Regions from separate parts of the Mus musculus genome. Here region 2 is linked to region 1. The links are chromatin contacts, found by Hi-C or POLR2A ChIA-PET in ENCODE. All regions are on one chromosome and are shown on one strand. Each heading gives the region's core, a stretch centred on a gene start or an enhancer-like site at or near the end of the contact. The rest is flanking DNA. Distances are from core to core; before and after follow the strand shown.

Region 1 (3,224 bases), core at 452-2,951:
AGACCAACGTCTCAGGGATGTTGAGTGTGGTGGTTTGAATATGCTTGGCCCAAGGAGTGGCACTATTAGGAGGTGTGGCCTTGTCAGAGGAAGTATGTCACTCTGGAGATGGGCTTTGAGACCCTCCTCCTAGCCATGTGGGAGGCAGTCTTCTCCTGTTTACCTTGGAACAACATGTAGAACCCTCAGCAACATGTAGAATCCTCCAGCACCGTGCCTGCCTGGATGCTGCCTTGCTCCCACCTCGACGATAATAGACTAAACCTCAGAGCCTGTAAGCCAGACCCAATGAAATGCTGTCCTTATAGGAGTTGCCTTGGTCGTGGTGTCTGTTCACAGCAATTAAGACCCTAACCAAAACAGTGAATAACCTGGTTTGTCCGATTCCGGAGTCTGACTCCAAAGCTGTCCCCAGAAAGTCACCAAAGGTCAGTTCTGGTTTCCAACCCTCACTACACAGCCCCAACTTCTCTCTAGGCCCAGGATCCAATGATATCAGCTTAGGAGGGTGGGGGGAGAAACAATGGAACATCTGTGGTCATGGCTGGGTGCCAAGATCCTAATCCTAGCATCTGGGCCTCAACTTTCCCATCCATAGAGCCTGGGCTGTCTATAACTGAGTTGAACAGTGGTACAGTGATTTCCCAACCTCCTGTTCCTGTCATCCTGAGTGCATCTAGAGCCTCTCCCCCTTGGCTTGGGTGGTCTTTAGGAAGAGGGTTCTGGCCCCAGTTTCAGAATTTAGAGTTGGGAAAGGGACCAAGAGAATGAGTGGATGGAGCCAGCTGTGGAAGCCGCTAATCTCCATTCTTTTTCCCCCCCAGCTCCACCCCAGGGGACCACACTGCCGCCTCCGCTGAAAGCAATTTGTCATGCCCTGAATTAAGTGATTCCAACAAGGGCTTAATTTCAGTTTAATGGCTCTGTTTTTATGTGTAATTAAATACCATTGCATGGTGAAAATATGTTGTTTGCACTTTAGAGACTGTGTAAGGGCCTGGGAAGCCAGACCCTTGGAGTTTAGACTCACAGGCTCCCGCAGCCTGGCTGGGATTCGTCTACATGGGGGTTGAGAGGTGACCTCAAGACCCCGAGGAAAGAAGGAAAGGGGAGTGGTGGTCTTTCTGGCGCCTGCCACTCAGGGGAGTGTGTTTCTAATTATCTGCATAACCCCCTCCCCTTCTACCCTCTGACCTCAACCCTCCCCAACCCCTGGGGCCTCAGACAGAATGGGCAGGATCTAATTAGATCCCTGGCTGATGACTGAGGTGCTCTCGGTCCCCCACAATGTGTGTGCCCAAAGGCTGGTAGCTTTTCCTTCCTCCTGTGTTTACAACTGCCCCTCCCCTCTCACCTTCCTCTCAGCTGCTCCTGGCTTCCCAAAACCTTCAATCCACATCCCTACCCTCTCCTCCATCAGAGGTGGCGTTATCTATCACAAGGGCCTGAAACACGGTGGGAATTTCTTCAGCTAGGAATGTTTTTTTTTGGGGGGGGGGCGGTCATTTGCCAAACAACCACATGCCTTCCAGGAAGGGGAACTTTGCTGGTGCCCAAGTCCTTGCACAGGTCATGACAATCCTGGAGCAGCTTGGTGGCAGAGGGCCAAAGGGCTGGGATGATAGGCTTTTTCTGGAAGGAGCTAGGGAATGGCAGAAGCTAAACCTCAGGGCTTTTCTAGATGGTAAGGCAGAAGGCTGACCCACCCTCAGCAGATCAAGGTTTGATGTCCACTGAGTGATGGGAATGGGAACTAAATGCCAGCGCATGGATGAGCCAAGAGACCCCCACCCCCGTAGAAGGAAATAACTTTTTTGCATATATTTTTATGTGTTTGTGTGTATAAGCGAGAGACAGAGATTGGGACTGTAGTGTGTGAGCGTGCATACGCCACTGTGTGCCTGTGGAGATCAGAAGACAACTTGCAGGAGTTGATACTCTCCCTCTGCCATGTCGGTCCCGGGAACTGAACTCCGGTCTTCAGGCTTGGTGGCAAGTGCCCTTACCCACTGAGCCACTTTGCTAGTCCAGAAAGAATAAATTTCTTGTGGTGGCAGAACAGAGCAGAGAAGACAGGACCTCAGTTCTCAGGATATACAAGTCTGGTCCTTGCCATCTCCCTCCTAAGCTGCCAGTCCTAGGACCATAGGGACATTCAGGGACATGTGGAGGCCAGGACAGGAGGGCACCTCTGACTCTGGGAATGTCATGCAAACGCAGTGTTGCTTTTCTTTTCTTTGACATAAGTCAACCTACACAGAAGAGGAAGGGTGATTGTGTGAAATGTGAAACCCCTCCAAAGCACGCTGTTACCTGGCGCTGGACAGCTTTCTTCAAAGCCTACGGTTTACTCCCTAAAATAAAGATCCACTCAATGTGGGCTGGAGAGATGCCTGCTCTTCCGGAGGTCCTGAGTTCAATTCCCAGCAACCACATGGTTGCTCGCAACCATCTCTAATGGGTTCTGATGCCCTCTTCTAATGTGTCTGAAGATAGCGACAGTGTACTCACATAAATAAAATCTGCCAGGCAGTGGTGGTGCACATCTTTAATCCCAGCACTCGGGAGGCTTTCAGAGTTTGAAGCCAGCCTGGTCTACAGAGTGAGTTCCAGGCCAGCCAGGGTTACACAGAGAAACCTTGTCTCAAAAAACAAAAAACAGGGGCTGGAGAGATGGCTCAGCGGTTAAGAGCACTGACTGCTCTTCCAGAGGTCCTGAGTTCAAATCCCAGCAACCACATGGTGGCACACAACCATCCGTAACAAGATCTGGCGCCCTCTTCTGGAGTGTCTGAAGACAGCTACAGTGTACTTACATATAATAAATATTTTTTTAAAAATTAAAAAAACAACAAAACAAAAAACAACCCCCCCCAAAAAAACCCAAAAAACAAAAAGCATATACTCCACAGTTCAGGAATCACTAAGCCACAATCACACACACACACACACACACACACACACAGAGTACATACAGACATGAGCCTCTGTATGTGTTAATAAGCTTGGCTCTGCTTTTTTTTTTTTCTCCAGAGGGGCTAAAGAAGCAGGGGTTCGAAGGTGTGCCTTAGGGAAAGAAATATGCCCTTGGCCAAGAAACCCGAAAGTTAATCTTGAGGCTACACCACCCCACTACCTCAACATGCCTTGGCCTGGGCCCCAAAAGGAGCCGGCCAGGGGCTGAAGGGACCATTCTTAACCTTATTCTCTCCTGCTGCAGGCAA
Region 2 (3,224 bases), core at 434-2,933, 34 kb before region 1:
GCAACTGTAATTATCTCCCAAAGCAGGAGCAATGGGACGACGGTTCACTGCAGAACGAGGGGTAAAATGGCTCGGGATGAAAGCACACCAGTTCCCTGCACTGACTTTCAGAAAACAGGCATAAGAAGGTCCCTTCATGACTGTCCATGAGGCTGGCGTTACCCTAATGCCCAAGCCAAAAGTATAACAAGGATAAGACAGTTGCACACCGATAACCCTCATGAGCACAGGAGCCAACTTCTTCCCCAAAATATTATCAAATCCAAAAAAGATGAAGCAGTCTAAGGAGATCTACCCCAGGCATGCCGATGCAAGATGGGAACCCATCACGGCGTCAGACTGAGGAAGACAGTCCTACCAAACATAGACAGGTATGTCATCCTGTTGGCAATACTGGCTGCGTCCAAAAGTGGGAGTGGAGAGAAGAGATGGGCCGCTGAAACTGAAATCAGTGTTCTGGGCTAGTTAAGCTGGAGGAAGTGGCTAAGTGTGAACCAAAAATGGTTAACTGCAGAGAGAGAAAATTTTTTTAAAAAAATCAAATCTAGGGCTTCCTACACGCTGGGCAAGCAACAACGGAGCTCCAATGGCAGAGCCATTTCTCCTCCATGTAGCCCACCCTTCCACCCAAGAAACTCAGCAGTCTTCCCTCCTACTCGCCCATAAAGCTAAAGCCTACAGACCATGTCCACCTTAGCTTGCCGCAGCTAGCCAGTTTCTTCCTTCAAGGATACATTAGGTATTCGTCAAGTCTGGCATCTGCTGCATCATATGAATACCGGAGGACGCCTTTCAATGTTACCTGTACCGCTTGACCCTAGCTTCCTCCTGTGGCAGGCGCACTGTCGCATCATGGGTCTTCAGAAACAATCCAGAAAGTAGACTGCAGAGCCCAACGGAGATGCTGAGCCACCCACTCTCAAGATCAGGCTGAAAACACTTTCCTCCAACCTGCTCAGATGGGGGTCTGAGTGTCCCTCACCCTGGCTGGACATTCCCTAACAGCATCCTAAGGAACCCCTGGCAGGGAGGAAGTCGTAGACATGGAAATAGGAGAGGATGCTTAGCAGAGCTTCCTAGGAGGGTGAATCATTGAGAAGCAGGATATCAAGCCCTAGGCAGAGCCCTCCAGGGCCTTCCACTTCTTCCCTTAGGCCAGAAGCCTTGTTCCCAGGCTGGAGGTGGCCTTACAACAGGACAGAAGGAAGAAAAGACCATGAGTGAGCCTCACAGAGGCATCCAGAGCCATAGCATAGGTCTGGGGAAGGGTTTCCTACCCACTAGCGTCCTTTACCAAGACCCAAGCTCTCCCTTCTCACTGTCTCTGCCAACCTACTGTTTCCTCCTTCCTACATAAGGTGAGAGGGAGGCCAGCGGCAGCACAACTCTGTCTAGGCATCACGGTACACGGGAGGGCCAAGTTAGGAGCTTGGGGCCCCTACACACACACACACACACACACACACACACACACACTCACTTACTCATCCCTAACCGGTGCTTGCATCCCCCACCCCTAACACACACCTCTCCCAGCCTGTTCCTGCCCCACCTGAGCAGTTAGGACACCTCTGGGGCGGGGCCAGCGACTGTCAAGGCCACGTGTAGGGCCATAGGGGAGAAGCGGGGCGGGCAGAAGGCGGGCTATTTTTAAGGCGAGTAAGGTTTGCTGGCTCCTCCTCTTGCAGTTTACCTGGCCTCAGCACAGTTCAATCCTGAGAGTCTTGAGTGGAACAGCGGCCACGAGCAGGTAGGTGTTTTACTCACTGGGTGAGGTTGGGGGAACCTAGTTCTGTCTGAGCTTAAACTAGAGCTAAGTCTGCATCCCGGGTGCACAGCTAATAGAATCCAAGGCCACGAAAGAAAAAGCTGGCCTTGGGATCTTGGACATCAGATTAGAGCCTGGATAGACCCAGGTCTCCTAACTCCTAAACAGAGCACTAAGCCAGTCTAGGAGGCTGTCCTCTGCCTGCTGCCCTAAGTGAAGCCACATGGCTTCTAGGGAGGCAAGGGACAATGAGGAAGGAGTAGGCTCAAATGATGGGTATCCTGGGCTTGTGTGGTGGGGGGAGACTGGGACTCCATCCTCTGCCTTCTCTACCTGGGCTCCTATGAGGTAAACCAGGATGACCATGAGGGCTTTCCAGCTGCCCCAGGAGTTCCCTGCCCCCCAGAGTTTTGAGGAGGGAAAGTGAAAGGAACAAGAGTTAGATTCTGAAGACGAGAAGGTAGGAGGGAGCTGTAAATAGGGCAGAGATAACTGGAATCCTTCCTAAGACACACACACACATACAATCTGAGCCCAGGCACTCCTCTCTAAGACGTAGAGCAGGGCTGGGAGGCCCTGGAGTGTATAGCCACATCTCAGAGGAGCAGACAGAGTCTGAGCCTGAGCCCAGGGGTGACTTGGGAAGGTCAAATGAGAAGGTGCAGAAGGGTTTCCTGTTCTCAGCATCTCTCCCTGAAGTTCAGTATCTGCTGGGTCCAGACAGAGAATAGAGGGTGATCCTGTGGGACATTTAGAGACAAGAGTACCTCCCACGAGATTCAGGACATACACTTGTAGCCTGGGCAAGACCCTCAGCCCTGTCAGCACTCCCCCATCAGAACTGTTGGGAAAAAGAGTGAGGGTCTGTTAATTATCAAGTCACCATCAGACAGATAAAACCTCTGAGATCTGCTCAGAGAAGGACGTATCCTTATGCACAAAGGCAGCGGCTGGGCCACCTTGAGTCCTGGTCGTGGGGAATGCTCAGCTTCAAGTACACCCTGCTCGGAGTCTCCCAGCTTCCTCTTTAGGCCTGGCAGTGAATCCTGCCAGCTGTGCCTGGCTCCTTGGACTCTTGGAGACTTTGTGGGAAAAGCTGTGTCTTGGGCTCTGTGTCCTCGGCTGCCCCCAAGGAAGGCGCTCAGAGGCCAGCACCATTCCACTGCCATTTGTAGATTTGATTCACCACATGACTTCTCCACACCAGCATGAGCGCCCCCTCCTCTTGTTCCCCACCACTACCCAACCCCCCCCCCCTGCTTCCAGGACCCAGCCAAGAAGTCTGATAACAAAGCCATAGGCACCTGGGGCGGGGCAGGGGGGGTTCCAGACACGCCTGGCTTTTTGTCATTAGGCATACCATGGCCCTATCTCTGTGTCCCCTCTGCCTTTAAACTCTGTGTAGCTGAAGGAGTTAAGATTACAAACGGTCCAAGGCCTAGATTTGAATCTCAAA

Evidence for each region. Hi-C counts contacts between places; a loop is a spot of excess contacts on that map. ChIA-PET counts read pairs that join two places held with the same protein, here RNA polymerase II (POLR2A).
Region 2: a loop to region 1 is called in a map of regulatory T cell, with 1.9 times the contacts of the local background. The contact joins the promoter of Tns4 here to the enhancer-like site in region 1. A Hi-C loop is called at or near these places in 2 of 37 maps with a recorded cell type or tissue (T-helper 17 cell and regulatory T cell). POLR2A ChIA-PET finds 5 or more read pairs at or near these places in 2 of 5 experiments (both embryonic stem cell).

Annotation. Positions count from the first base shown.
Region 1 is chr11:99,053,702-99,056,925 of GRCm38, reverse strand. No RefSeq gene overlaps it. Among named protein-coding and RNA genes, the nearest start is that of Igfbp4, 14 kb to the right of the region's middle. Within about 2 kb of position 1,701, at least 1 of the 3 ENCODE cell types and tissues checked has a DNase peak (open chromatin) inside an H3K27ac peak, as active enhancers do.
Region 2 is chr11:99,087,765-99,090,988 of GRCm38, reverse strand. Tns4 (tensin 4) reads left to right here and starts at 1,683. Exons shown (of 13, transcript NM_172564.3): 1 at 1,683-1,750.